Regions from separate parts of the Mus musculus genome. Here all the other regions are linked to region 1. Evidence: chromatin loops called from intact Hi-C (ENCODE). Cell type or tissue: heart. All regions are shown on one strand. Links, peaks and the distances in the headings refer to the core of each region. The heading gives the core; the rest is flanking DNA. Region 1 holds the start of Slc16a10 (solute carrier family 16 (monocarboxylic acid transporters), member 10). Region 2 overlaps Slc16a10 (solute carrier family 16 (monocarboxylic acid transporters), member 10). Region 3 overlaps Slc16a10 (solute carrier family 16 (monocarboxylic acid transporters), member 10). Region 4 has its middle 35 kb from the start of Rpf2. Region 5 overlaps Slc16a10 (solute carrier family 16 (monocarboxylic acid transporters), member 10).

Evidence for each region. Hi-C counts contacts between places; a loop is a spot of excess contacts. Peaks named below come from ENCODE experiments on the same cell type or tissue, not always from the same donor. Only the 100,000 strongest peaks of a DNase experiment are listed, where the experiment ranks them.
Region 2: it touches region 1 in a loop (2.8-fold over the local background); 13 of 42 quality-filtered maps call a loop at or near these places.
Region 3: a loop joins it to region 1, with 2.5 times the contacts of the local background. A loop is called at or near these places in 6 of 42 quality-filtered maps.
Region 4: it touches region 1 in a loop (2.3-fold over the local background); 11 of 42 quality-filtered maps call a loop at or near these places.
Region 5: a loop joins it to region 1, with 2.2 times the contacts of the local background. A loop is called at or near these places in 5 of 42 quality-filtered maps.

Annotation. Positions count from the first base shown.
Region 1 is chr10:40,139,231-40,145,478 of GRCm38, forward strand. It overlaps Slc16a10 (solute carrier family 16 (monocarboxylic acid transporters), member 10), which reads right to left and starts at 3,024. Exons shown (of 6, transcript NM_001114332.1): 1 at 2,473-3,024. The coding sequence starts at 2,806. In heart, for the core only: a CTCF peak has its summit at 3,065 (motif pointing right); DNase peaks (open chromatin) are centred at 1,981 and 3,131; H3K4me3 peaks cover 2,447 bases; H3K27ac peaks cover 2,199 bases.
Region 2 is chr10:40,066,528-40,072,775 of GRCm38, forward strand. All of the region lies in intron 3 of Slc16a10 (solute carrier family 16 (monocarboxylic acid transporters), member 10), which reads right to left. Among named protein-coding and RNA genes, the nearest start is that of Gm25613, 40 kb to the right of the region's middle. In heart, for the core only: no CTCF peak of the experiment used is centred there; DNase peaks (open chromatin) are centred at 2,284 and 2,944; H3K27ac peaks cover 1,081 bases.
Region 3 is chr10:40,088,207-40,094,454 of GRCm38, forward strand. All of the region lies in intron 1 of Slc16a10 (solute carrier family 16 (monocarboxylic acid transporters), member 10), which reads right to left. Among named protein-coding and RNA genes, the nearest start is that of Gm25613, 18 kb to the right of the region's middle. In heart, for the core only: no CTCF peak of the experiment used is centred there; a DNase peak (open chromatin) is centred at 3,035.
Region 4 is chr10:40,209,326-40,215,573 of GRCm38, forward strand. No RefSeq gene overlaps it. Among named protein-coding and RNA genes, the nearest start is that of Rpf2, 35 kb to the right of the region's middle. In heart, for the core only: a CTCF peak has its summit at 3,313 (motif pointing left); a DNase peak (open chromatin) is centred at 3,296; H3K4me3 peaks cover 434 bases.
Region 5 is chr10:40,081,299-40,087,546 of GRCm38, forward strand. The region is part of intron 1 of Slc16a10 (solute carrier family 16 (monocarboxylic acid transporters), member 10); the gene reads right to left. Among named protein-coding and RNA genes, the nearest start is that of Gm25613, 25 kb to the right of the region's middle. In heart, for the core only: no CTCF peak of the experiment used is centred there; a DNase peak (open chromatin) is centred at 3,223.

The sequences.
Region 1 (6,248 bases), core at 362-5,361:
TTATTCCCAGCACTCGAGGCAGAAGCAGGTGGATCTCTGAGATCAAGACCAGCCTGTTCACAAAGTGAGTTCCAGGACAGGCAAGGCTACTCAGAGAAACCCTGTCTCAAAAAAAAAAAAAAAAAAGTGGACTTCTCTGTGGAAGTCTCTACATTTCAAAAATCTTTTGACAAGACCACGATCAATAATTTCTGCTCAACCTGGCCTTGAACTCATGGTCATTGTTTACTAGTTGCAAAGAAAAAAGCATTTTTTGGACAGGATCTCTTATAGACTATGAAGACCTCACACTTGCTTCAAAGAGAAAAGTTATATGACCTTGAGTTCCTGTGTCTCTCTGCCTCTCCTTCGGTGTACTGGGACCGCAGGCACATGCCACCATGGCTTTACGGAGTGCTGGACTATACAGTATGGAAGCACTACTCTACCAACTGAGCTAAGCCCCTAGCTTTTCAGAGGTTTAGCCCCAGAAGCATTGTATAAACATTAAATGATCAGATTCGCTGAGTGTTATCTAGCCAGAGCAGTTAAAAACCTAATTCCTTAAGTCAGACAAACCCAAGACTGAATCTTGCTCACAGCCGAAATTCACGTGAGCCCAGATTTCCATGTCTGTAGAGGAAGCCTGTGTCACAGAACTGCCTAAAGATGGAAATAGTGTTCATGAGGGAAGGACTCAGCCTCAGAAGCATCAGGAACTGTGTGGAATCATCCTGTTTGCTATTGGGTCTTCACATCTGTCCTGCAGTGGCACAAAAGGCTTACCTTCCTCCAGCTAAAACTAACAATCGGTGCCTAACCCTTGATCTGCCCAACACAGCAACTTCAACAGTCACTTTAGGAACAGAAATTCCCCATCAAGTATGATACATCATTATTCACATAGAAGAGGGGACAATAATACTTAATACAGAAGTTTTAGAATGCAACCTAAATGTCCAAGAGTGCATAGCCGAGCAAGGGTGGCACACGCCTTTAATCCCAGCACTTGGGAGGCAGAAGTTCGAGGCCAGCCTGCCTACAAAGTGAGTTCCAGGACAGCCAGGGCTACACAGAGAAACCCTGTCTCAGAAAAAAAAAAAAAAATGCATAAAGTACAATACATTACAATATATTCAGATGATGAGAAATCGCTTTAAATGTAGAGGACTGGTGCAGCCCTTGAGCAGCATGCCCAAGGCCCGGTTCCATCCCTGGCACTGAAGGAAGAAATGAATGAAAGAGAAAGGGATTTTTCTCCTCCACCCCATCTTAACCTTCCAATTTATAATTACAATCCTGTTTATTTTATGTGTACACCAAAAATCTAAGCAATACACACTGTAAAAACAGAAACTAAAGGGGTTTTTACATGACTGTAATCCCATCACTTGAGAAGCAGAAGCAAGTCTCTGTGAATCTGAGGACAGCCTGTCCTACATAGTGAGTTCTAGGCCAGCCAGAATTAAATAGTGAGACCCTGCTGTAGTTTTTAAAAGACTATTATTGCCCAGTATGGTGCAGAATGTTCTTATAATCCCAACTGAGCCAAGAGGATCTTGAGTTCAAGGCCAGGCTGAGCAGAGTGAAACACAGAAATTATTGATCTTATTAAGTTTCCCAAAAGGCAGCAGTGGCCCGATTTAGCAAAGAGACTCTCAGTCTCCAAGTCAGGCGATGAGGTCTATCTTTATTCTGGTCCTCACTAAAACACTTCATTTCCCTGACTTTCCATTTTCTCACCCAAGCAGAGCTGACAACACCTGCCCGGCAGCATGAGATGAAATAATGGGGGAAATGTTATGCAGACGGTCCTAGACTTGACTTTTGCATAATCAGTCAGAAAGCATTTGACAAAAATGCGGAGTCTGCACCTTTTGCATTTTATTTCCACAAGGCAAAAAAAACGTCAACATAACAGAAGGTCCAACCCCTTATCTTCCTCTTACCATCCCACGTGGCTGCCTCCTATGCTGTCTAAATATAGTAGAGCGTGCAGAGAGACAACCGACTACCACTTTTAATGGGCTGCCTTTGGGACTCCCTGTGACCTTGGGATCCACTTTTCCATTTTGCCAATCTCCCGTCCTGGCCTGCGCTGCATCTACCCAAACACACCTTTCCTTCTGCAGCATGGCAGGCAGATAACCACACCACCGTGGCGGTCACAAAGCAGACTGTAAAAGTGATAATGCAGTGTTGTTGGTGCTGGAACGTTCAGTTTATTTCCCACCACTAAGAGGAAAGTACTGTGGATTCTTGGCGCCCACTGTGCAGAAAGGAGGAGTCCAAAGCCTCAGGCAGGTACAACTCTGCAACTTGCTTGCCTTTGGGTTCCATACAAAACTGGCAGAGGGAAGCCCCAAGCTGCAGGTTGCAAGTGAGACGGGTCAGGCTCAAAGCTCACACCCTCCCAACACAAGAGGACGCACCAAAAGCTCCCATTTCCCACCCCGCATGCCCTCCTCCCCTCGGCCCGCAGCAACGTCCCACCTGTCTTGAAGGCCATGTTGTCATCGTCCTTGGCCTTGAAGGTGTCCAGCATGGACACGAAGAGCACCCCGTAGGCGTTCTGGATGCCAAACACCGACCCGTTGCACCACATGGCCGCCAGCATCACCAACCAGCCCCAGCCGCCCTCGGGGGGAACGGGGGGCTCACTGCCCGCTGACCTCGTCAGCTCCACCTCCACTTTCTCTGCGGCCACGTCGGAGACATCCGAGGGTCCCGGGCCGGGCAGCGGAGCGTCATCCGAGGGCGCGGGCCCGGGCGGCTGCGCCTCGTTCGTCTCCCGCTCGGCGGCGGGCTCCTCCTGGGACGGCACCATGTCCCGAGGCGGCCCCGTCGGGCACCGAGAAAGCTTGCGGGCGCAAGGTCCCGGGGTGGCTCGCGGAGCCTGGGACAGCCGCGCGGACGGAGGAGGGAGGCCGAGGCGAGGACACTGGAGCCGCGGGCAGGCGGGCGGGCGGGCGGGCGAGAGGCGCACACCGCAGACACCGCCTAAGGCGGCCAGAGGACTTGACACACCGGCTGCCCCTCGCGCCTGATTACGCCGGCCTCCAGCCGCCTCTTAAAAGCGCCCCTCCGCCCTCCCGCACCGCCTAGGGGCGTGGCCACCAGAGGGCCTTACACCCTGAGCCCACAGGTGATTGGGCATCCGCAAGCGGAGGCTCCGCCCCGTGAGGGGTGTCCAATGACCGCCCGCGCGCGCGCGCTTGAAGGCGTGCCGCCAAATTAGCTACCTCCAGGAGTAATGTCACCTCCTCTCAGCATTAACCTTAGAAGTTCTTGGGGAGCGTCTCCTACGTGTGGCCTGCGAAGGTGATCAATCGATCAGGTAATGCTTACCCTCACTGGAATAGAGAGTCACAAATGACAGTTTAAATTTCATATTTGTTGTCCCTTTTGTGCTAGTTATAATATAAAAGATTCCTTATGCCACGTACCTACTTAAAAGGCAATTCAGGAATCAGAGACCTTGTTTAATTACTCCAATTCCGCGAACATACAGTTTGTTTTGAATACTTGGCACAATGAAGATGCTCATTTTGGAAGACAGACTGTGATTCTAAATTTTTCAACTAACAAACATTTTTGACGGGCAGCTAGAAAGCAATACTTTTAAACTTCACAAGTTGTCCTCACACTAAATAAAGAACCAACACTTATATTCAATTCCTCTGCCCCCTGAAGCATCTTATTCTGATGTATCTTCTTAATTTCTCAGATATTTAGATTACTCACTCCAAACAAAATCAAAATATGCTAGTTACTTAAGCACCAGTGTGGTGGGTTATACAATAACTGTGATTATCACATTCTTGCTTCTCTCTGTCCTAAACTAGTAAGTAAAAACAGTCCAGAAATAGAAAGTGGGGTGCAATAGGGTTAAACACTGGGACATCAGCTAGGAGGTAGGAGCACAAGCCTTGTATCCCAGTACTCCGGAAGCAGAGGCAGGCAGATCTCTGAGTTCTGGGCCAGTCTGGTCTACAGAGTGAGTTCCTGGACAGTCAAAGCTACACAGAGAAACCCTGTCTTGAAACCAACTACCCCCATACCCCCACCCCACCCCCCAAAAAAGGATAGTATGTAAGAAAGTAAGTTTGAGCTGAGCTATGATTAGCCACATGGTTCTGTGGACAAGGACAAGCAAAGAGCCTTCCAGCCAAAGAAACAGAGAAGAAACCAAAGACAGGGGAGGGTCCAGAGGAGTGTTCTGGGAATACAGGGCAATGTGGGTGCTTTAGAGATTAAGTTAAAATAGCACAATAGCTTGGATATATATTACCCCTCAAATTCTTTTGGTGTCTTAGTCACTGTCTATTGCTGTGAAGAGACACTGTGACCAAGGTAACTCTTTTTTTACAAAAAGCATTTAATTGGGGGCTTTCTTACAGTTTCAGAGATTTAGTCCATTATCATCAAGGTAGGGAGCTGTAATGGTTTGTATATGCTCAACCTAGGGAATGGCACTATTAGAAGATGTGGCCCTGTTGGAGTAAGTGTGCCACTGTGAGTATGGGCATTAAAACCCCTCATCCTAGCTGCCTAGAAGTCAGTATTCTACTGGCAGCCTTCAGATGAAGATGTAGAACTCTCAGCTCCTCCTGTGCCATGCCTACCTGGATGCTGCCATGTTCCCACCTTGGTGATAAAGGACTGAACCTCTGAACCTCTAAGCCAGCCCCTAAATGTCATCCTTATAAGAGTTGCCTTGGTTATGGTGTCTGCTCACAGCAGTAAAACCCTAACTAAGATGGTATCTCCTCATAGCAATGAAACCCAAACTCAGACACAGGGGATTGGACACTTTCTGATGCATTTAGGCAAATCACTCATATATAAATAAACTAAAATAAAATAAAATAAAAGAGAAAATTAAAAATAAATTAATAAATTGAATATACAAAGTTCTGAACTGCTGAATCTGTGGCAGTGAGATTCCAGTTATGCTACATGTAAGTGCAGTTTCTAGCTATGTCACATAATACAGTCTGGTTTGATGTCATCTTAATCACCACTTGAAAACAAACAGCCAAATGTAGCCTTGAGATAATTCAATGGCTATGGAGAAATTTCTAAAACATAATCTTTTTGAGATATACTCTACGAATTATAAACTCAGAATAGCACTGTAATAACAATTATTTGGTAGGATTGTTCATGAACACCTGTAGTTTAATATAATTTACCCAGAGAGAGAGACGCACACACACAAACACACCACCTAAACACGTTGAACTAAAAACACATGCAGGAAGACCATGGGTGATGGTGTGAACTTCTGATCCCAGTACTTTGGAAGAAAAGGCAAACAGATCTCTGTGAATTCAAGGCTAGCCTGGTCTATATAGTGAGTTCCAGGACAGTAACAGCTAGAGCTATGTAGAGAGACCCTATCTTAAAATTTATCAATTATTAATTAATTAATTAATTAATTAATTAAAGTACACATAGGGCTGGAGCTATAGATTAGTTGAATAACTGTTGGAAATCACAACAGTTGTGTGAAGCCCAATATTCAATCTCCAGCACCATAAAACAAAAATTCTTGAAAAATCAAAAACAGTGCACGGAATGGCTGAAATGTAGAGTATGTGCTCTGCTTGTTTGAAGTCCTGGGTTCAAGCAAAACAAAACTTTACAAAGCTGGGGATATCGTCTGTTGCTTAGAATACATGAGGCCCTAGGTTCAACCCTCACATTGGGAAAAAATTGTAATGGCTCAGCCTTAACCAGTGGGCTAGTGCCTGCTATGGGGGAGGGTTCCTGATAACAGGATGACTCATACCCCTCCCCTCCCCTCCCCTCCCCTCCCCATCTCTTAGGTGATGCAAGGATGAACATGTGCTATCTTGTGCTTCTGTCCTCTGACTAGGGATGAAATAGCAAAAAGATTCACACTAGATGCTGGCTTCTCACTCTTGGTTTTCTTAGATCCAAATCTATAAATAAATTTTTGTCCTTTACAACTAAATATGCTTTTAGAGCAGTATAAAAGCATTAGGTTTCTTCCTTTTTCTCTTTTTCTAAACAATGAAACGTTTTTTCCAATGTGAGGGTTGAACATAGGGCCTCACATATCTAATCCCCAGCTTCTTTTTTTTTTAAAGATTTATTTATTTATTATATGTAAGTACACTGTAGCTGACTTCAGACACTCCAGAAGAGGGAATCAGATCTCGTTACAGATGGTTGTGAGCCATCATGTGGTTGCTGGGATTTGAACTCCGGACCTTTAGAAGAGCAGTCGGGTGCTCTTACCC
Region 2 (6,248 bases), core at 462-5,461, 73 kb before region 1:
AAGCTCAACCTGAAATCTATTTTTTAAAAAAAATTGTGCCAGGCATGTGCTAGGCAGAGGTCTATAGCAGCAAACAGAAGCCTGACCTACTGATGTGGACACCCATTCGCCCCTATCTGTTCCTTCTTTCCACTTCCTGATGTATATGACACTTCTCCACAGAAGTCCCCAGTTTACTTCTGTAAACAAAATCCAGTTTTCACCAGCCTTTCCCATATTGACATTAAATACACCAGACAACCCAAGGGCTAAACAAAACTATAGTCCTACAGTTCCTTACTGTAAGTTAAGATTAGATAGTTTTAAACACAAGTAGATTCCCCTTTTCACTATAAATCTTAAATCATATAGAGGATGGGGCCTACTTCCTAGGGATAATTTCATGGCAGAGCAAACCATGCATTATTTCCAAAGACTACTGTAGTAATAGCTGTAAATATTTACTCTGGACAGCCACAAATTGAGGCACAAGACAAACTTGTTCTGCCTTGCTAAAAGTAGCAGGTCTGTTTTAATTTTTACATTTACTTATTTTTGTTTTTGTTTTTTAAGTCAGAGTCTGCTATAGCCCATCCTAGCCTGGATCTGATCTCTGCTTCCACCTCCCAAGAGCTGGGGTAACAGGCATGCTCAGCCATGCCTTGGTAACAGGTCATTTTAATCTATTTGTAAGCAGTATGTTTTCTAGATTCCACATTTATTAATCATGCCTTCCCCTCCTATCAACTTCCTATATTGTACATTATTTTAGTCTTCAAAATGTTTTTTTAAAATATCCCAAGCTCAACATGTTTTGATGAATGTTTTGTGAATGAATATACAACTTCACCATTAATGAGTCACAGTAGGCAGAGTAAAGATTCTTAGTCTCCTCAAGCAGGAGAATGCTGACAAATACTGCCTACGCCATTAAGCTAAAAGGAGGAGGAGGAGGAGGAGGAGGAGGAGGAGGAGGAGGAGGAGGAGGAGGAGGAGGAGGAGGAGGAGGAGAGGAAGAGAAAGAAAGAAAGAGAGGGGGGGAGGGAGGGAGGGAAGGAGGGAGGGAGAGAGGGAGGGAGGGAAAAGAAAAGAAAAATAGCAGGAGGCAAATTGGCACTAACCTGAAAAGTCAAATTGCAGCAGATGTTGAGATCTGAAGGGAAATAAATGCAAGGTTAGAAAGGCTGGAAAAGCAAAGATGGCACAGACACCACTGAAAAACGCAGCAACACAGCAAGAGGCCATTCCCATAGTAACCAGTAAGAAATGAGCAACACTAGAGGATTTCTAGAAGAGTCACATACATGGAGGAAAACACAGTGCTTGGATCCTAGAGTGGCTAAAAATTTTGAAACTTCAACATTCAGAATTTTAATATACTACACAAGAAAAAAAATAAGTTGGTTAAAAAGTGTTTGACCTTTGTCTGGCTTTAAAGACAAATTACAGAAGTCCTATGTCCTAGGCTTCCCAAGTCCTCTAAATCCTAGCAGGAACACAGAATGTCCTTGCTGTCTGTCATAAAGCTCTCTGCATTAGAGACACTGTATCAACTCACGCCTCATACCTGGAATGCTGGAGGCACACAACAGGCACTCTGAATTTATTCAATGCATGAGTGCTTGAATCTGTTTAAGTTGTAATTAAAACAAGTCACACATAGACAAGGACAAGGGACCCTGAAAGAATGGAAAATCTATCCTAAGTACATTTTAAAGCCAGTGTAGAATAGAACCTTGCAACCTAGAGCAAAATGGAACTTAAAGCCCTCGTCTAACAGTGAGAGGCAGTGGTAATGGTGGTAGATGTTGCTTCCCTCGGACAGAGCTTGTACCTGGGTGGAGTCAGGAAATTTAAGCATAGCTGGGCATGGTGGTGCACAAGTTTAATCCCAGTACTTGGAGGGGGGTATGGGCATCTCTATGAGTTCAAGGCCAGCCTTAGTGATATAGAGAGTTGCAGGACAGTCAAGAAAACATAGGGAAAATATCTCAAAAAACAAATCAAGAAAGAAAGAGAGAAGGGGAAGGAGAAAGAAAAGGAAAGGAAGGAGAAGAGTGGTAAGAAAGAGAGCAGCAGCAACACAACACTCCTGACCCGTGCGCAGTGACCGTTAGCTTTAAAGGAATCTGCTAGGGTGGCAAGACGGCCCCGTGGCTACGAGTGCTTGCCCAATGGCCACAGTTTGATCCCCAGAACCCTCAGTGGAAGGAGAAAACCTACTCCTAAAAGTTATGCTCTGACCTGCACTCGCACAGTGCGGGCATGCAACACAGACACAATGATGAATGAACAACAGGCAAAATAGAAGGCTCTTACTGTGAGCCTGTGTTCTCTGCAGAGGTCACTCACATGACAACCTGAGTTCTGAACATATCCAGAAGAGAAGAACAGGCAGCTGTTACTGGCAAGGCGGAAGAACTGGGCCAGTAGTTCAGCTTTCTTGTGTTTCGTTCCTCTTCCTGTCCTACCCAGCAAAAGCAGCATTGCTACCCCTGCATCACTGTTACATACTTCTGGAGAGCATTTAAATATTTTATTTTTTATTTAAAGCTCCTTATTAAAGCTCTTATTTTTTTTTTTTTTTTATTTGAGAGCTTTTTATTTAAAGCTCTTCAGAATACCAGATTGATTCTTGGCTGCCCCACGCAGCAGTGTGACACTCCTGAGTACACTCTAACAATCCCGGGTCTCCTCTGGAAGCCCTGATGCTGTGGACACATTCAACGGGGTAGAAAACAAAAGCTAATAAAAACAGGGGCTTAAAAAAATAGAGGGGAAAACAGTATCAATCAATGTTGCATTTGTTTAAAGAGCTCACTGGCCTAAAGCAAATCTTTGCATGGCTCTGAGAACAGACATGCGGAGTTAACCAAACTGTGCTCTGACGCCTAGGTACTGCAGCTGTTCTTGCAAGCCATGCTATGCCAAGAATCTGCTCAGCTGACGTGGATGCAGATAGCTGGGTTGCATAACTGTCCATGTTTCAATTTCATGCCTCCAAAGTGAGTTTTTTTCCCCCCATGTGTTATGAGAGAAGATAAAGTTCCTGTCAGTCTCTGAGCGAGCTGCCAGGTAGGGCAGGATAGAAAGGTACAACAGGGACAGAAGGGAGAACCACACAGAAGACAGCCAGCCAGGAGACAACAGCTTTAAACTCTTTGGGTGTCAAAGACTCACTGCGGCTCTAACTCATATGAAGGCTAGTTTCCCTTCTATTCTGTACTCCTGAGAGTTAGTGATTGCTCATGGCAGGAGCTTCAAAAAAGATGTCCTGTAACTTGGGAGTTACGGTAAAAGTGGCTTAAGCAACTTTCTCCACTGTCCAAAGCCTCCTGGTAAATCAAACAAAAGCAGGTCTCCAAGCAGAACCTTACAAAGGAGAGATGTTTCAAATTAAGATTCCTAGCCCTGTTTATCCTGTATCATAACAGTGCACTTTCAGTTTATGTAAGAAGTATGAGAGGCCCCTACCTCATTAGTGTAATACAGGAGTGTGAAACTTGAATAAACTTTGATACTGATGGGGGATTTGCAGCATGAGCAAATATCTATATTACAATTAAAATCTGCTATTATCCAGAAGCATGGTGCATCTTAACAAGTAAAGCCTAAAGTATATTTAAATACAAAGAGAGGAAGAGAGAAAGAGAGAGAGAGAGAGAGAGAGAGAGAGAGAGAGAGAGAGAGAGAGAAGAAGAAGAAGAAGGAGGAGGAGGAGGAGGAGGAGGAGGAGGAGGAGGAGAAGGAGGGAGGGGAAGGGAGGGGAGGGGAGGGGAGCGGAAGGAAAGGGAGGGGAGGAAGGAAGGGTAGACAGACAGAAACCCCTGGTGAAACCACTTGCTAGCCAGAGAGAAGAGCGGTGACTTTCCCAGCACACTAAGTCTGTAGGGCCCTTTGCTGTAGGCCAATGGCCTCAGATAAATGTAGGTGACTCTAAGCTGAGGCCCTTTACATTCTTACAATAGTTATTTGTAAGATACAAAGCCTAAATTTGATTAACAAATAACTATTGAAAGAATAACATTTTTGTTATTCAATGTTATGGTTAACATTCATTGTAGAAAATAAAACTGAACATAAAGTACTTTGAAGTTCATATTCTGCTTGTGACAGCTATAGAAAGTAGCTTTATGTGGATTTAATTTTCTCATATTCAGATGACCTGCCCATTAGAAGAGAGGATATAGGAGTTAGGGATAGGGTCACACGGGTCCTCTTATTCTGTCACTTTAGAACAAGAGCTAGTTCCCTTCTGAGTCCTTTCTCTGGTTGTAAACCATACCCTAAGCATTAGGATAGCTAGGCGACCCCTGCCTGTGTTCTGACATGAGAGGAATCTGCAGGACAAATACAATGGGTGTCACCCTAGTGTGGCTGGAGAGCAGCTGCAGACTGATTTACAGAGTGAGCCAGGGCTTTCCCACACGTTTGCTACCCATTCCACTCTTAGTTCTGAGCATCCCAGTGACCGTCCCAGCCCCGCTTTGAGCTCTGTGCTCTGCGCCCCCACTGAAGTGCTATGCGGATCCGAAACAGCTTCATACAATCCATTCGGTGAGAAATGGACCAGAACCTAACTCTGGGGAAACCATGGAAAGATAAAAGACTGTTTGTTTCCCCTACTTGCATGGCTCTGCACCACATGATCTGGCTGGAGCTGAGTGAATAGAGCTGCTGGGCTACTCGAGTGTCCCAGTCGTGCAATGCCCACGACACACCCTGATAACATCTGGCACCATCCAAATCAGAACAGTATCTCTTATTTATGTGCTTGTTTGCCTTGGAGTGATTCTAGTTTAAAAGTACATCTTGTTTATTCTCAATTATAAGTGGACTTAGGAATCCACTTAATTGCGCTGTTAGCAGGCAAATGATCTACCATCTTACAGCACATAAATGGGCTATCTCTACCAGGTCAAAGTTTCTTTTGGAACCATCTGCCACAAAAACAATCTATTTATATATTGTTCTTTAAAAAAGAAGAAAAGAAAAAAAAATAAAATAAAAAATAAAAAAGAAGAAAAGAAAAGAAAAACTAATGCTGGCTGGCTATGATAATGTATGGTATGATTAACCCCCATACTTGGGAGTGTGAACTAGAAAGATTAAGAACTTGAAACCAAGTCAGGGATGGTGATGTACAACTTTAACGCCAGCACTATGGAGTCAGAGACAGGGAGCCAGACTGTTCTACAGAGTGAGTTCCAGTACAGGCAGGACTGCCCAGAAAGACCCTGTCTCAAACAAACAAACAAACAAATAAAACAAACAAAAATTCTGAAACCAGCCTCACAGTAAGATCTTGTCTCAAAACATTTTGTAATAGAGCTAATGAATAACACATTACATGTTTTCCATGTACAAGCCTGCCATCCTGATAAAGATTTTTGTGATTCAAAGCCTAAAGCCTAAAAACAAAGCCCAGTTGGCCACATTGAGTCAAAGAAAACAGGTGCTGAACTGCTGAGCTGCGGTGTCTCTACTGGTAAGAGACACTGACAGCAACTGAAACTAAACTGCCAACATCATAAAGCAGTACAAAAACTTATAGAATCACTGTCATTTCTAAACAGACATGACCCAAGTTATAATGATCTGTGGCCATGCTAAAATTCCTCACCCAAGATCTGTTCCCATAGACAACACCTCAGGATCTGAGGTTTTCTCCTCTAGAGACAGAACTGTTGATCTGTCTTGTAGTGTCAGTACAGATCTATAAAGTGGGCATCAGAGCAGCAAGCAGGCTTCACGTCTCCCCACCCCACCCCCATCCCCTTGCCAACAACTGCCAACACTGGTAGTTATTTCATTATTCTTGGGTTTGCTGAGTTTGAGCTCATGTGTTAAGCATTGAATGAGTTTCACTAGGACATGAATGTAAAGGAGTTTAAAGAGCAAAATGGTAAGACTGTAAATACTATATGTGTTGCTTTAGACTTATGCATAATAGAGCTATCTTCCAGCCAATGTTTGAGCACCTACTGTGTGCTAGACACTGTGTTATTTGCTTTGAGAACTAATATCAAACCAAACAGAAAAAGATCCCAATTCCATGGGATTTATATCCTAGCAAAACATGTAGATGTGTAATTATTCAAACAGATTAGAAACTATTAAGTGCTGTTTTTAAAAAAAAGGAAAAAGAAGAAGGACAGATGTGAGGAGTTTGGGAATGCTGGGTGGGAAAGAAATCTTCACTTATGGCCAGATTACCATAGAACTCAGGGCAGTTTAGTGCCTTCTGCACATCTAAGTAGAGAGAAGGT
Region 3 (6,248 bases), core at 399-5,398, 51 kb before region 1:
CCACTAGTGACTGGCTCACAAAGTTATATGGTTTTAGTTATAGTCAAACCTTGTGGACTACCAGAAGCTCTTTGAGGGCTCTTCCATTTGACTCTGTCACTCTTTGACATAGCCCCCACTTACATAATTTTGGAGTTTTAATTTTTTTTAAGAGTCAGGGTTCTTCTATATAGCCTAGACTTGCCTCAAACTCATAATCCTTCTGCCTCAGCTTCCCAAGTAGCTGAATTACAGGCCTATCGTCTGTAACGCTTCTATGTATCTATTGTAACCATCAGGATCTACACTAAGTCGCTTTAAATTAATACTTGTGTTTCCAACTCCATTGCCACAGGAGTTGTTCTAGGCTTCATTTGTCTTGATTGTAACCATTCATTCCAGAAATATACTTTTAATCTCAGAAAGTGTGGAAAGTAATACCAGGCGTGGTGGCATACACCTGTAGTTCTAAGGCAAACTTATATAGCATATATCACCCTAAATAAGAAAAGTAACAAGGTTTGGGGTTTTTGGGAGAGATAAGTCACACTACAGTAAACCTCTACCAGCTCCTGAGCCTCTGTGGCTCCGCATTATATGTGGAAATTAACAGCACTAACACATAGTCTTTGGGAAAGTTTTCTCACCACTAACCTAGATCTACAGTTCAGACTTCTGCAAACCTCATTTATTGAGATTTATTCCTCTCCTAGTAATAAATGCTTTAATCTTATTACTGTAGCAGGTAAACTCCCTCAGCCTGCTTCCAGAAGGCAGTGTGCCAAGTCATAATTAGGTTCCCATTACAGGACAGCACCCTTACACTATGCCCACTTCAATCTAACAGAGATGGAGCCAGTGCAGTTCAACAATAGAATGTCCATCTCACGGGACTGAAATCTTCTGGGCAGTGTGATCAGAAACTCTATGGGAGGCTCTTCCTGTGTGTCACTGCTATGCTCAAGTCTCTTCCTCAGGCAAAGAAAATGTGGTACATTTACACAATGGAGTACTACTCAGCTATTAAAAACAATGAATTTATGACATTCTTAGGCAAATGCATGGATCTGGAGGGCATCATCCTGAGTGAGGTAACCCAATCACAAAAGAACACACACGATAAAGGTGTCTTTTAAGGAACTGAGTAGATGGCTCCGCAGTTAAGAGCACTTGCTGCTTTTGCCAAGAGCCTAAATTCAGTTCCCAGCAATCACACTGGGCAGCTCACAATCACCTATAATCCCATGTCCAAGGCATCCAATGCCTTCTGGCCTCTTCAGTCATTACACACTTGTGGAACGATCCAGGAAAACGGGCACACACATATACACAATAAATACCTTACTTTGAGCCTGACGGAGGCCATGTACGCAGGTCTTCCCTCCCAGGGCCCTCAGAGGACTGCTGAGAGAGCACTTGGTGCTTGGTGGGGCTGCTGCTGCTGCTGCTGCTTTCCCCGACGGGACGGGCAGGCATGAGAGCAGCTCCTGATGCTCTATGGCCACCTCATCCCAGTCCACTCAGTACTCCGTACTTCTGTAAGTGACTCTCGCCTGCAGCCAGATGCCCCGCTTCCTAGCACACGTTTGTTCTCATTGCTTTATAATAACTATGTAGCCAGGACAGCTGATGCCAAGGGTTATTTCCATCTGGCTTGAACATCATATTCCACATCTTACTTCTGATTGTTTTGTGTTCTTGCTGATGGCTGAAAAACCACATCAAATTCCTATGTAATGAGGTAACATAGATAAATACACACAGTATTATTATTATAGATCTTTAATTTTTGACGGAGTAGATGGATTGATTGCCTTACAGTGAGTGGGGAAGCATCATTTCTTCAGAAGACTCTAAAGAGTTATTTTAAGTTCTCAACTGTCAAGGAAACCTGCTCCCCTAACTCAACCCGAAGCCCCTCCTCTTCCTGTGGTAACTGTTTCCCTCTTGACTCAAGGAACCACTGCCGTGAGTATCTAAATCAAGAATGAAAGCCATAACTAATATCATTCAAGATACTAAAAGATACTCAGAGTACACATCTCTGTCTTTGTATGGAGGATGGAAACCAACATTTAGTGAGCTCCTGCCACATGGGAGACACTGTGGGAGCACTGAACTGGGAACTTAAGGGATCTTTCGAGAGTCAGTTATGTTGGATGGTGTTTTGCTGGGGCAAACTCGTGAAGGAGTGTTTTCCTGAAGTGAACACAGGTGAAAGACTAAGGCAGACTCATGAGGGGATGTTTCACTGAAGCAGACACAGGAGAGAGGATGTTATGCTAAAGCAAACACATGAAAGGACATGTGATGAAGGATTCTTTGCTAACAACGTGCATGTATTGGTCTGCCCTATATTGCATCGTTGAGCTCCATTTGTTGGGATTCACAGACTTGGGCTGATTGGATGCATGTGCCAAGGCAAGATGCTAGCTCAGAACACGTGATATTTAGAGGGTATAAATAGCACTTGACGGAGTGACAGAGACAGAGATTGGCTTGCTGGTACAGCAAGCTGTGCAATGCTTGTGGGTCTCACGTCTTCCCTGATCTTTGCTTCCCTGAGTAAGGCACAGCCGAGAACTTCTCCTGGTGTTCCTGTTGGTCCCTCCTGTTGACTCCAATGGAGACTGAAGCCTGGCTGTCTCTGCTAGGACGTGTCACCACTGTTGCTTAACCAGACTCTACTGAACTGGACTGCTGGTGTATCTGTGAGGTGTTTGTGAATGGATCGAGCTGCCACTGCTAACCTGTGAACTGAACTGCCAATTTCCAGACAACACAGATAGGAGTTGCTCCAAAGAACATTTTTAAACAGGTCCACTTCCCCCCTCCCCGTATCCTTTCTTTCCCACTACCTCTGGTGGGTGATGGGCTACAAGGGAGGTTAAAGCATTTAAGAACCATCATTAAAAATAAGGTTTGAAAAAAGTTCCAGAGCACTCCACTCCCTCTTCAAGAGCCACAGGTGAAGTAGCCACTGCTTGGTGATTAAGCACTTTGCCGAAGCATGCTCAACATTGTAAGTGGAAGCCACTAGATTTACCACTGCAACGGCCTGGCCCAGAGCCCAGCTCTGTGCATTCCATTACTCCTTATAAACAGCCATGCTGCTTTTATTACTTCTAGTCAGCACACCTAAGCTGACAGCTATAAAGTAGTATAAATAAATACACACATAATCCTTTTAATACAGTTCTTTAATCTTTGAAATTATAACAGGATTGATGACTGATAGCAGGAAAGTGGTTAACAAGGAAAGCTTTGAACTAACTTTTTACATAAGGTATTGAAAAATATTCTCCAAAACAGTGAAGAATTACTCCATTGTTCTTCACCTAAATGTCAATTTCTTTGTACAGCTTTAAGAAGCTCAGACATATTTAAAATTCTCAAACATCAAGAAACACAGCTTCTGGGTCAGCAAGATGGCTCAGGATTGGATAAGAGGAGCCCGCTGCCAAGTCTGACAACTTGAGTTCAATCCTTGAGCCCCGTGTCACAGAAGAAACAAACCAGCTCATGCAAGTTGTCTTCTGACCTCCACACACACACCATGAATTGTGCACACATAAACACAAAGTAATAAGTAAATGAATATGTAAGTAATTTTTAAAAAGAAAATTTACTTTCTTTAAATGTAGGAGATCAAATTAGTAATTCTTTCAACTAGCTAGTTAGGAGCCAACAAAGCTGCTAAAGCACCCTTCTGTGAAGGATACATCAGGACCAGCATACTCCAAGAAGGTTCCGCTAAACTCCCTCAGTGTTCTCCCTTCTCCAGCACTTACCATCAGTGCCCCACATAGGGGGAGGGGCACTCACCACTTGTCACTCAGTCTAAGTTTTTCAAATGCTACGCCACCTTGAATGTATCTCTCTGCTGTTCTTCACATCCTTATGTGCATGCAAAAATAGTCACCCTAACTTTTCAGTCTTTGAAAGGGAAGTTGCTACTATATACCCACTGCCTCACCTCTCCACCTTTCTCAGACTCAGAGACGCCTGCATCTGAATTGAGTTTCTTTGTCCACAGTGCAACAGTGCTTCTTGCCTCCAACAACTTGCTCTGCAAAGCCACAAAAGTCCCGACACATAAAACATAAGGACCAACTAACTGGGGCCTGCTGGCCGCCAGCCTAGCCACAGGTTCAGAGAAACACTGTCTCAGGGGAATAAAGCAGAGAATGATAGACAGAGGATAGACACTGGATATCCTCCTCTATCTAGTTCCCATGCACAAAGACACACAGACACAGACACACACACAGACACACACACACACAGACACATAGACACACACACACAGGCACATAGACACAGACACAGACATACACAGACACACAGAGACACACACAAGCACACAGACAGAGACACACACACACATAGACACACACACAGACACACACACACACACACACACACAGGCACACAGACACAGACACACACAGACACACACACAGAGACACACACACACACACAGACACACACACACAGGCACACAGACACACACACACACAGACAGACACACATATGCGCTTTTATAGTCTCAGTACTGGGGAAATGGGGATCACGTGCATGCAAATCCCTACTGCGGCCAGAAGAGGGTGTTAGGTCCTCTGGAACTGGAGTTACAGGTGGTGGTTAGCTACCAAGTGAGTGCCAGGAACTGAACCTGGGTCCTCTCCAAGAGCAGTAAGTGCTCTTAACTTCAGCGTCATCTCTCCAGGACTTTAAATTCTCTCTTTAAAGTTTTTTATACCATGGAGAATTTCATGAATTTTTGTATTTTGAGTGTTTGTTGTCATTTGGCTAGGTTTGGTTTTAGTTTTTGGAGGGGGTTGTTCCGTTTTTAATTAACTCATTTCATGTGGATGGGTGTTTTGTCTGCATGCAGGTCTGTGTACCATGTGCATGCCTGGAGCTGCAGAAGCTATAAAAGGACATCAGATCCCCTGAAACTGGAGTTAGCTGCCATGTGAGTACAGGGAACTGAACCTGTGTCTTCTGGAAAAAGCAGGCAGCAGTCTTAGCCACTAAGCCCCCTCTCCAGCCCCTTGTTTTGTTTTGTTTTGTTTGAGACAAGGTTTCACTGTTTAACCCTGGCTAGCCTAGAAGTCACTATGCAATCCTAGTGGCCTTAAACTTGTGCTGAGACCCTCAACTGTTTTTGCCTTGCAAATGCTGGAATTACAAATGTGGTCCCAAAAACCAGAGAATTTTGAACAGATTATTTGGGGCAGAAGTCAAGTAAGCTAGAAACAATCTCAAGGTATTGCTAGGTTTGACCACTACTTGCTGGAAAGAACTCCTTTCAACAGAGCCGAGAAATATAACAAATACTTTTTCTGAAAAAGATACCTCACATTTATAATTTTGGATGTTATAAAATTTAAAAAGCAACACAGTATGTTGTGATAGTATGGAAAGCACAAATAGGAACCCAAAGAACAAATTAAAAACAACTATCCTGATATTGTGCAAGTAGAGATTTGTAACACAAGAACCTTCCTCATCCATTGACCTCTGACCCAGTCAGGACCTCTTCCATCAGAGCCAAAGCAGGAACTGTCCCCAAAGTCTCAGTGGCTGCTCTGGGGTAAAGGCCTAGCCTTTGGTAGAAGAAGCTAAGTCTGCTTAAGAAGCCCCACTGGGCTTCTGCTGTCTTTCTTAGTGACCTGTCCTCAGGGGCTCCAAATTCTATTCTTATCAATAACATAAACATACCAGGCAAGGCCTGGAAGAAGGGTTTGCAGCTGACCAGCTCACTTCTAACTCATACCAGCCTCTTCCTTAAATGAAGAGGGAGATACTGATGTCCACTAATGTTGGTTATGACAACTGTAATGGTTTTACAGCTTTTGGGGGGGTGGGAAGGTTAGAGACAGGGTTTCTCTGTGTGGCCCTGGATATCCTGGAAGTAGATCTATAGAGCAAGCTGGACTCGAACTCAGAGATCTGTCTGCTTCTGCCTCCCCATTGCTAAGATTAACGGTGTGTGCTACCACTGACTAGCTGACAATTGGAATTTATTTAATGCACATGATGTCAGACAGAGTCAAGATGCTTTCTATTACCTATCTTAGCCTGTGTTGTGTTGCAATGACAGGAAAACATGCACTAGCTGCCAGGGCATATACTAGAGGGAGACTGTGTCTCCAAACCCTAACAGATGAACTCAGGGGAATAAACACGAACCATAACATTAAGCCATTTAAGTCATTTAAAGAGGTACCTGCCCAGATGAGAAAACATTCACACAAACGTTG
Region 4 (6,248 bases), core at 753-5,752, 70 kb after region 1:
AGGCTGTCCACTTTCTCCCTACCTATTCAATATAGTACTTGAAGTCCTAGCCAGAGCAATTAGACAACAAAAGGAGGTCAAAGGGATACAAAATGGAAAGGAAGAAGTCAAAATATTGCTATTTACAGATGATATGATAGTATATATAAGTTACCCTAAAAATTCCACCAGAGAACTCCTAAACCTGATAAACAGCTTCAGTGCAGTAGCTGGATATAAAATAAATTCAAACAAATCAATGGCCTTTCTCTACACAAAAGACAAACAGGCTGAGAAAGAAATTAGGGAAACAACACCCTTCACAATAGTCACAAATAATATAAAATACCTTGGTGTGACTTCAAGGAAGTGAAAAATCTGTATGATAACAACTTCAAGTCTCTGAAGAAAGAAATTAAAGAAGATCTCAGAAGATGGAAGGATCTCCCATGCTCATGGATTGGCAGGATCAATATAGTAAAAATGGCTATCCTGCCAAAAGCAATCTACAGATTCAATGCAATCCCCTTCAAAATTCCAACTCAATTCTTCAACGAATTAGAAAGGGCAATTTGCAAATTTATCTGGAATAACAAACAACCTAGGATAGTAAAAACTCTTCTCAATGATAAAAGAATCTCTGGTGGAATCACCTTGCCTGACCTAAAGCTGTACTACAGAGCAATTGTGATTAAAAACTACATGGTACTGCTATAGCGACAGACAGGTAGACGAATGGAATAGAATTGAAGACCCAGAAATGAACCCACATGTCGCTTCTGTCTCCGAACCAGCAGAAAAGAGCGACTACACAGGGTTCTTCTCAAAGCAGTTTATTCAGGAACCTTTTAACATGCAAGCAGGAATCTCTCCTAGCCCCCAATCGCAATCCCTTATACAACCCCTCAACCACGCCCCATCAGCCCAGTCCGCGTAATCTCAGTTCATTAGCCTTCGTCAAATGGCCTGATCTTTTGTCATGGTGCGCCTTCGCAGCTCTCACGATGGACGTGGATTATTTTCCGGTGTATGAGGAAGTCAGGTGCAAGTCATAAGACTTGGCTGCAGTCTCGAGCGCCATCTTGGGACTACCGCCACACCCGCTCCCTACACCCACACACCTATGGTCACTTGATCTTTGACAAGGGAGCTAAAACCATCCAGTGGAAAAAAGACAGCATTTTCAACAAATAGTGCTGGCAGAACTGGTGGTTATCATGTAGAAGAATGCGAATTGATCCATTCTTATCTCCTTGTACTAAGGTCAAGTCTAAGTGGATCAAGGAACTCCACATAAAACCAGAGACACTGAAACTTACAGAAGAGAAGTGGGGAAAAGCTTCGAAGATATGGGCACAGGGGAAAAATTTCTGAATAGAACAGCAAAGGCTTGTGCTGCAAGATCGAGAATTGACATTGGGACCTCATAAAATTGCACAGCTTCTGTAAGGCAAAAGACACTGTCTATAAGACAAAAAGGCCACCAACAGATTGGGAAAGGATCTTTACCTATCCTAAATCAGATAGGGGACTAATATCCAATATATATATAAAGAACTCAAGATGGGCTCCAGAAAACCAAATAACCCCATTAAAAAATAGGGCACAGAGCTAAACAAAGAATTCCCAACTGAGGAATATCGAATGGCTGAGAAGCACCTGAAAAAATGTTCAACATCCTTAATCATCAGGGAAATGCAAATCAAAACAATCCTGAGATTCCACCTCACACCAGTCAGAGTGGCTAAGATCAAAAATTCATATGACAGCAGATGCTGGCAAGGATGTGGAGAAAGGGGAACACTCCTCCATTGTTGGTGTGATTGCAAGCTTGTACAACCACTCTGGAGATCAGTCTGGCAGTTCCTCAGAAAATTGGACATAGTACTACTGGAGGATCCCACAATACCTCTCCTGGCCATATATCCAGAAGATGTTTCAACAGGTAATAAGAACACATGCTCCACTATGTTCATAGCAGCCTTATTTATAATAGCCAGAAGTTGGAAAGAACCCAGATTTCCCTCAACAGAGGAATGAATACAGAAAATGTGGTACATTTATACAATGGAGTACTACTCAGCTCTTAAAAACAATGAATTTATGAAATTCCAAGGCAAATGGATAGACCTGGAGGGCATCATCCTAAGTGAGGTAACCCAATCACAAAAGAACTCACATGAGATGTACTCACTGATTAGTGGATATTAATCCAGAAACTTAGAATACCCAAGATACAATTTGCAAAACACATGAAACTCAAAAAGAACAAAGACCAAAGTGTGGACACTTTGCCTCTTCTTAGAATTGGGAACAAAACACCCATAGAAGGAGTTACAGAGACAAAGTTTGGAGCTGAGACAAAAGGATGGATGATCCAGAGAGTGCCCCACCCGGGGATCCATCCCATAATCAGCCGCCAAACACAGACACTTTTGCATACACCAGCAAGATTTTGCTGAAAGGACCCTGATATCGCTGTCTCTTGTGAGGCTACGCCAGTGCCTGGCAAACACAGAAGTGGATGCTCACAGTCAGCTATTGGATGGAACACAGGGCCCCCAGTGGAGGAGCTAAGAAAGTACCTAAGGAGCTGAAGGGGTCTGCAACCCTATAGGTGGAACAACAATATGAACTAACCAGTACCCCCAGAGCTTGTGTCTCTAGCTGCATATGTAGTCGGCTATCATTGGGAAGAGAGGCCCCTTGGTGTTGCAAACTTTATATGCCTCAGTACAGGGGATCAGTACAGGGGAAACACCAGGACCAAGAAGTGGGAGTGGGAGTGGGTGGGGGGGTGGGGGGGTATAGGGGACTTTCAGGATAGCATTTGAAATGTAAATGAAGTAAATATCTAATAAAAAATTGGGAAAGAAAGACAGACAGACAGACTTATTTATTTTATGTATAAGAGTGCACTGTAGCTGTCTTTAGACACACCAGAAGAGGTCATCAGATCCCATTACAGATGGTTGTGAGTCACCATGTGATTGCTGGGAATTGAACTCAGGACCTCTGGAAGAGCAGTCAGTGGTCTTTAGCACTGAGCCATCTCTCTAGCCCTCCTTATGAACTTTTGAAGTCTTCATCTGTCACTCCATCTTGGAGTTCAACAGTTGAAGGGTTTTCTAAAAGTTTTCAAAAACTAGAAGCTACTCTTTATACGCTTGGATGGGAAGGTCATTTGGACTTGAGGGTTCTTGCCTTTCGTGTGGTTTAGGTTGGCGTTGAGCCTGTATTCAGTACCCATGGCCACCAGAGCCGTCACTTTCTGGGTACAGGGGACCTCTACTGGCCATACTTAGCTTTGCAGTCTGTGGGCTGGGCAAGTTTTTCTCTGTAGAGAAATACTCCAGTGTACACCCCCTGGTGGCTATTGTGGTAGCTGGAGGTGTCTCCCGAGGGCATTGTGGGTGTGGGATGTAAAGGCTGTACTGTGCTCTGTACTTGACTTCCATCTTTCAGACCACTTGTATGTTCACCACCCTGCTGGAGGGATGCAGCTGGGGTCCGCACAGACAGACAGACAGACAGACCTCTGGGCCTTCAGTTTCCAGGCTCTCCTCAGATAGTGGCTTCAGAGTTATCTACCAGCTGACCTCCTCCGGCTCAGGACGCTCAAGCTCCAGCTCCGGGTTGGTCTCAGCAGGTGAAGCCTGCTCAGTTACTGAGGGTGGGGGGCCCTTTTCCTGGAGCTTGACCGCCTGAGTTCAACCTCCTGCCACACCCACTTATCAACCAGTCCGAGCTCCAGCCCCTTCTGCCTGCTCCCTAGACAGGTTCTAGTCCCATAGCTGCGGCAGAATAAACTGGCTTTACTTGTTTCTTGTTCTCAGGCACACAAGGTAGCTCCGTTTCAAACAGTGGCTCTCTCTCCAGTCGGTACATTTCCCAATCCTTGTAAGCCATACAAAGTGATACAAAGGATGCTTCTCCGCTGCTGTTCTGTGCCTCTGTGTTTATTACAGTCTTCAGCTGGATATGAGGCTTTGTGAGGCTGTGCACTCGTCGTGAGGGTAGGGTAGCTAGTCTCTTAACCAGGGCCACCCGGCTTACGTTTCAGATGTAACCCATTTAGGGCTACGTACTGCGGGACTAAGACTTGCCTTCTTTTCCATACAGCATGCATCTTTTTCTCAGCTCTTTCAGGTATCCTATCAATACCTTCAAGGATTTCTGAAGCTTGCTCTCCCATCCTTTTAGATTTATTTATTTTTACTTCAAGTGAGTGAGCGTTTTGCCCGTGGGGAGCCAGAAAGGGCACCGGATCTCCAGGAACTAGAATTAGTTGTATGCTGGGCATTGAACCCCGGGGACTCTAGAAGACAGCCAGTGATCTTAACAATCAAGCCATCTTTCCAGTATCCACCTTAGTTTTGTTCGGTTTTGCTTTTTGTTTGTTTATTTATTTGTTTTGTTTTTAATTTTTCCAGACAGTCCTGGAACTGGCTCTGCAGACCAGGATGGCCTAGAACTCCGCTAATCCTTAGATCCTTCAAGTATCTGAAAATATGACCTCCCTGCCAGGTCTGGGTAACATACTCACCATTGCTAACTGTATCTTTCCCAAGCTTCCATGAGCTATATAGATAGTTTGGCAAAAACTCTGAGTTCTAGGCTTTTGCCTCCCAACGGATGTAATTAAAGGCACAATTCAACACAGCCCCGCTCATTTTTCCTTTTTTATTGTGGCTCATATTCAGTGGGTCTCACAGAGACACATTCCAGTCTGCCATCCTAGCTGGAAGCTTCTGTAACTTTAAATTTTATTATACATTATATATAAAATGTATATATTTATAAAATATTTATTTATAAATATATAAATTATAAAATATATAATATATGATATGTTTGAATTTATATTTATAAAACATTATATTTTAAATTTATGTCTATATAATATATGTATATTATATATATATTTATTTATATTTTAAAATTATAGTTCTAGCAACGATGAGACAATAAAAATTATTGTTCACTTTACTGATTATGGCTAGGAACCCTGGACCCTGACCAAACAGGCACATTTAAGAAAGTGTATTTGCTAAGCTATCTATAGCTCGTGAAGCTTGGAAACAATACAACTAACAATGGTGATTATGTTACCAAGACCTGGCAGGGAGGTCATATTTTCAGATACAACCAGACTACTTGAAGGAAGTAAGGTTTGGCTTTACAATGCTAAGAATCGACCTTTGAGAGGATCAAAAGCAGTTTTTAGTTACCCTGAACCAAAACCCTAGCAGCCAGTCCAGAAAACAGCTTAGAAAGTCCCGTACCTGGATGTGTGAGAGCCAAAGGCCTTTTTGGAAACTCTTGGAATGCAGTCACCATGGAGACAAAGGAGGCTAGCACACTATGTGAGGACTACCCTGGTTGAGCACACAGTAAGACCTGTCTCTAATAGGTGAGGACACACATCAACCTAGGACAAGAGAAAGCAAGGAGACCCAGAGCAGGAATAGAAACACTATTTTTTGGAAAGTGTATCTACTTGGTTAACAAAATTCACAACTTCCAGTTTGGGCTGCTACCTTTGGCCACCGCATGACTAGGCCCTTTAAAGTAATATAAGTAGCTAGGCCTAGTGGCACAAGCCTTTAATCCCAGCTAATAACTCAGGAGGTAGAGGCAGATGGATGTCCATGAGTTTGAGGCCAGCCTGGTCTAAGGAGTGAATTCTAGGACAGCCAGACCATTACAGAGAAACCCTGTCTCAAACAAAACAAAATCTCTGTTAATAAACATTCTCCATGGAAGATATACAAATGGTTAATAAGCACATGAAATAAAAATTAACATCACTAGTCATCAGAGGAATAAAAACCCAAACCACAGTGAGCCATTAACACCTGTTAGGTTAATACAGCAAATGGGCAGGTTAGACCCTCATGCTTGGTTGGAAGAATCTCGTGTAGTGCAGTCACCGTAGAAAACTCTCTCACTGTTGCTCAACAAGCCAGACACAGAGATGTCATATAACACAGACATCATACTCCCTTGTGTAGACCCCAAAGAATTAAAACTCATCACACAGCTGGGTGTGGTGGCGCACACCTTTAATCCCAGCACTCGGGAGGCAGAAGCAGGAGGATTTCTGAGTTCGAGGCCAGCCTGGTCTACAGAGTGAGTTCCAGGACAGCCAGGGCTACACAGAGAAACCCTGTCTCGAAAAACAAACACAACAAAACAAAAAACAAAAAACAAAAACAATTCATCACACAACATATGTATGGTCAACATGCACCTTCACTGTAGGAGAC
Region 5 (6,248 bases), core at 711-5,710, 58 kb before region 1:
AAGGTCAAAATACAGAGAAATGACCACTAAAATCAGGACAGTGACTATAACTCTTTTATTTTAGGATGTTTCTGTAATCCAGGGTCTCACTCTGTAGCCTCCACTGGCCTGGAACTGATTATGTTGCCATGACTGGCCTCAGACTCACCCCAGTTCTCCTGTCTCAACTAGGCCCCCAGATTCCTAGACGTCCAGGTGTGAGCCACCATGTCTGCCTGTGAGTAACTCAGTGGAGAAAAGGTCACTATCATTCTGGAACAAGGCGATAAGAAGTGAACATCTGTGGAGCATCGGGACTTAGGGCTTTGGTTTGCTTTGTTTGGCTTTTTTTGTTTGTTTGGTTTTTGTCCTAAAGAAATTGACTTTTATATAGTATATTTCTGCTTATGCATAGTATTATTTCTGACCTGGACAATAACTTTAGGGTATTTGCTTTACCATTATTTATGAAACTACAATGTTTTATTTTCTTCTCTGCAAGTATGCTATTTTCCACAACTTAAAAAAAAAAGGTAGTAGGAATCAAAAGTCATAGTTTCTGATTCTATAAAAATAAAAAAGTTTAAAAAAGCAGAAAGCATAGGATATAAATAACCATAGCAGTATGTCAAAGAACCAAATGATCTATGATCTGCCATCAAGCCTAGAAGCTTTTCCCAAAACAGTTTAATAAATAAGCCAATAAGGCCTATATCCATGAGGGTGTACAGTACACCCTACACTAAAGCTGTCACTTCCCTTCTGAGTTGGTTTAAGTATCTTGGAAATGGATTAGTCATTTACCTTCTCAGAACTACTGAGGGTTCCGTGAACCTCAGTGCTGGACCATACATCCTAATGTAAAGTCCGGACAAAGGTAAGAATGTAATGTCTAACATCTAAATGAAGATGCCCAAACTGATACCTTCATGATCTTTTTGTTTTCTTGTAACTTAAGTTATTCCTTTTTGGGTTTTCTGACATTTTGTTTTGTTTGTTTCCGTTTTTTTGAGACAGGGTTTCTCTGTATAGCCTTGGCTGCCCTGGAACTGACGCTGTAGACCAGGCTGGCCTCAAACTCAGAAATCTGCCTGCCTCTGCCTCCCAAGTGCTGGGATTAAAGGCGTGCACCGCAACCACCTGGCTAGCTTGTTCTTAAATTATGTGATATTCTTAAATAGCTATGATTCTAATGTTCCTCCTTTATCAGAAAGAAGACTGTTATCTTAAAATTCTTTTGGGTCTGACACAAACTTGGTCCCCACAGGAGCACAAATGATCATAACCACAGAGCATCATCTCTCCAGCCTGCTGCTTTATTTTTGCTGCACCAACATCCGCACTATGATGAAGAGAACATCTCCAGAGGACGCAGCACAGTTCCTAACTAACTAGCAGGAGACCACAGGATGCTCTGCCAGACCGTCAGGGAAACCTGGCCCACCCAAACCTGCCTGAGTTGAAACCAAGAAAAACATCCATCCGCGAGGAACCAACCTAGAACCAACATTAGCAGAGGCTCTAGGGGAGGGAGCTAGCTGGAAAGACGGTATTGGCATTGTCTGCAGAGGCTGAAAACTTGGTCTGCAGACAACACGGAAGAGCGAGCCATGTGAGGAGTTTGGACTGAGTTTATGTACTTCTTGGAACAACTTCTCAGAGCTATTTTTACTAAGTAGTTTGTGAGTGCTAATTTTTAGGACTTTACTAATTGGATTACATCGCCCTTGCCCCCTGCAAAACACACAAAACACACACACACACACACTGAGTCATACTTTTTTGGAAATTTCCATCATCTGAAAGTAAAATAGATGTTGGAAGATGTATATAAAGTTGATTCAGCATCCCATACATTTGATTTAAATTTTTAGTTTTGTGCATATTTTTACAATACACAGTTGAATTTTTCAGTTTTTCTAGAGCAAATATTTGTGGTTATTTGTGATTTTAATTTTAAGCCTGGATAACTGTGGCCACCTACTAAGTATTTGTGGTTTAGAATGAAAGGTTTTTGCTAGGCCTGGTGGCTCACTGGGTGGTTGAAGTAGGAGGACTGCTGTGAGCTTCCATTCAGCCTGAGCTACAAAGATGTTGTCTTTAAAAAAAAAAAATCACTCATAATAATAGTGTAATCCCATTCAAAAAAATCTTAGTAACCTATGTCTAAAATACAGTTTCTGGGATAGGCGTGGTGGTGCTGAGGAGACTGAAGCAGGGGATCTCCAGGGGTTTGATCTACACAGTGACTTCCAGGACAGCCAGGGTGACAGAGTGAGACAATGTCTCAAAAATACACAAACACAACAAACAACCACCAAAAGAGAGAATACACTATCAAAACCCAGCAGAACAGAACACCAGCATCCATTCTTAGTTTATAAAGGCACTTTTACAAGCAAGGCATGAACATCAACTAGTAGCCCACATCATGAAATCTAAGAGTACAGTTACATGCAATGTTCATGAGTCAGCGTACACTCTGCCCAAGAAAACAAAATAAAGACAGCACTGCCACAACAAAGCCCCTGCCGAAGTCTTTGACGAGTGTGGAGTTTGGTAAAACTATACATGGTTTTATCTTTTCTAAAAAATATATTATCTTTCACGAGAAAAAAATCTTAAAAATTAAAAAATCACACCTTCCTGCTGATTCTGTAAGCATACAAAAGAAAGCCAAAAACTGAAAGATAAGCAGTCATAATAGTCATTAGTCATAATTCTGTGCTAAAAAACGAGTGATCTCATAGGGCATTAAGTCTATGTCAAACATGAAAATTTACAGGCTTGCAAGTTTATTAAATAGTTACCCCCTCAAATTTATCTGTGGGGGGAGCAGTTTCCTCTGTCACTGGATGAGCACTTCAGCATATTTGTGTGGTCTTTTTTATTCATGTTAAATAACAGAAAGCCCGCAGCCATTCCAGCTAACAAGCCAGCCTTCATTCAGTAACTGACTATCTTCTAGGATCCAAGGATGATAGGAAAAACTTGGAATCAGCCGTTCCCATCACTCCCCATCCCTAACTGTTCCTTCTCTCTAAGATGGGTGTGGGAGAAATGAGGCCGGGGAAGGAAAGCAAGGACATTAATTACACATCAGTGACACTGCCAACAGAGATGATGCTGATTAGAGCTGACTTTTTCTCAGATGCAGTTCTGAGTTCTTCAGAGTCCTACCTCTGAGTCCTTTTGGCTACAGCTCTACCTGACAGCTTTTTGGCTGTCATTCACAAGACTGTTTGAGCCGCCCCGCCCCTCCAGGCAGTCTATGCTGGCAGGAGTCAGAACAGCTGTGGGGCTACCCCTCACCTACTCAGCCTCTGTAGGAGGCACAGAAGCACTCACAAATCCTTTCAAACCCCAACCCAGCCACCTCCTGTACAGCTCTTGCTGTGGGAGCGGCTGGCTAACAATAGCTCTTTCCTTGCTGGATATTTTAATTTACTCATTTTAATGTGTGCAGGCATTTTGCCTACATGTATGTTTGTACATCCTGTGCATGCAGTGCTGGAGGAAACCTGAAGCGGGACACCCCAAGACTGGAGGAAGAGCAGCCAGTGCTCTTAACTCTCAGCTCTTAAGTCCCTCCTGCCCCTCCCTGATGAGGTTTCCAGGAGCTGCCTCAGGCCTCAGTGCTCCCCAGTGGATGGAGATGCTCTAGGACTTTCTACTAAATCCCAAGTGTGCGAGCACAGTGAATGGAGATGCCCGAGCACTCTCTACTAAATCCCAAGTGTGCGAGCGCAGTGGATGGAGATGCCCGAGGACTCTACTAAATCCCAAGTGTGCGAGCGCATGCTCTAGGTCATCTTCCTGCATAGGAGGAAGAGACCACCGCATAGATTTCTGAAAAAAACCTCATAAAATGATCTTTCTAACAAGACTCCTTCTAGGAGGTTTTAGAGTTGCCAGTACTATTTTAAAGCATCACACCAACCCTTGAAAACCTATCAAACACAAGAGGCATTCTGAGTTCACACTTGAGAATCTTAGTACCTCTGCTGAAATTTCATTAGAACATTCTGTTAATTGGCAATTGAAGTTAGGGTAATCTAATCACATTTGAGAACAATTAGATTTTTGAATGAATAATTATTTGCTACTGGAAACTCCTAAGATGTCCATTTCCTGTAAAGTTTCAAGATATTAAAGAATTCAAGCCCTTGGACTCAGTTTGCAACTCAGCTGGTAAAGTGGCTCTCAAGCACCAAGCCCTGGGGTTGTCCCCAGAACTGCATGCGCCAGGGTGATGACACACACCTGTAACTCTAGCACTCCGCAGATAAGAGACAGGAGAGTCATTATTTCAAGAGCATCTTCAGCTATGTGGCTAGTTTAAGACCCACCCGAGAAACAAATTGCTCTATCTCATCTTCTCATCTCAACAAAAAAAAAAAAAAAAAAAAAAAAAGGAAACTCTAGGGCTAGGAGCTGGAGGAAAAGATGGCATAGCCATTCCAGCACTCCAGCCTGGCCTACAAAGCAAGTTCCAGGAGAGAGAGAGGGGGTGGGGGGAGAATATCTGCCATTCTGTTGATTTGTAGTGCTGGGTCTTTTATCTTCCTCTCCTGCTGTATTACTCTGCTGTACTCTTCCCTGTGGCTTCACGGATGATTCTGTTTTTCTCTTTAGTCTGAAGGATTCTTCAAGTATTTTCTGTAGAGCTGGCTCTGAAGTCATAAGTTCTCTTAGTCTATTTTTGTCATGAAAAGTTTTTACTTCTTCAGTCATTACAGAAAAGCCTTGCTGGGCTTAGTATTCTGGGTTGGCAGTTGTTATCTTTCAGAATTTGTAATACATTATCCCAAGCCCTTCTAGCTTTTACAGGTTCTGTTCTATAAACTGGCTTGTTCGGATGAGCCTGCCTTTTTAGGCAGCGTTTCTCTTACCGCTTTCAATCTAACGTCTCTGCTCTGCATACTCCGTGTTTTAACTGTAACACTAGGCATGTGTTTGGTGCTCTAATTGCCTCCAGTATGTTTTCCTAGCTCCAGGAAAGTTTCTGTTTTGGTCCTTCTGAGAACGCTTCCTCTCCCTTTAGAGAGAGCTCTGGTGTCTCCTGCACTGTAGATATCTTGCAGTTCCCACTTACTATTCATTTGTGTCATCTGCTGAGCTGTTTCTGTCCCTCATCTTCTTTGCAAGCTCAGATAGTCTCTCCTCTCCTTGGTCCACCCATTGCTGAGACTTTCCAGAGTTCATTGGACTTACTACATATATTATTCTATTTCCAGCCCTTCAGATTGGATCCATCAATATTGGAATCTCTTTCATATCCCCCATCACCTTCAATGTAGATGAATACAAAATAATTATTTTCAGCAAAAGAAAGCAGATCAAAGAGACATTCAGATCATTGTCAGATATGAATTAACCTGCAGTGATGGGAAACATCCGTGGGCATCTGGTTGGGTCAGTGGGTATAGAGAAAGAAGGGACCGTGAGAGGGCCGAGGACACTTGGCGCACTGAATACATTTATTACCTCAAGCCTGGTAGCAGCCTGACAGGCACAGACACATTAAAAATGTATTTATAAAGTAGCAGCTTAGGGACTAAAGAGAGGACTCGGGCTGATCCTTCCAGCGGACCCAGATTTAATTCCTGGCATTCACATGGCCGCTCGCTCACAAGTAACTGTAACTTCAGTTCCGGACGCCAATCCATGGTGCATGTACATACATGCATTCAGGCAATACATGGTGCATGTACATACATGCATTCAGGCAATACATGGTGCATGTACATACATGCATTCAGGCAATCCATGGCGCATGTACATACATGCATTCAGGCAATCCATGGTGCACGTACATACATGCATTCTGGCAAAACACTCATGCACATAAAAGAAAAATTATATTAGATAGTGATTTATTATATACTTTAATTATATCTCAATACTGCTGATTTTAAAGAAGAACAAACCTACATGAAAGATTAGTCAAAACCAAAACAAATATGTTTATTTCCTTGAATCTGGTAGTGGCTATATCTATACCTATATATCTATATACATATGGATTTAATATAAAAAGATAATAAACACAAAATGAAAACTGACAGAACTCAAGGACAAACCCACAATCATCATAGACTTTAGTGTGTTTCTCTCAGTACTTAAAAGAATGGGCAGACAATTTTAAAATCAAAATATAAGGGCTAGTGAAATTACTCAGCATTTGACCGCTCTTTCAGAAAACAGGGGTTCAGCTCCCAGCACTTACATGAGATCTCAAAACTGTAACTGCAGTCTCAGGGAATTTG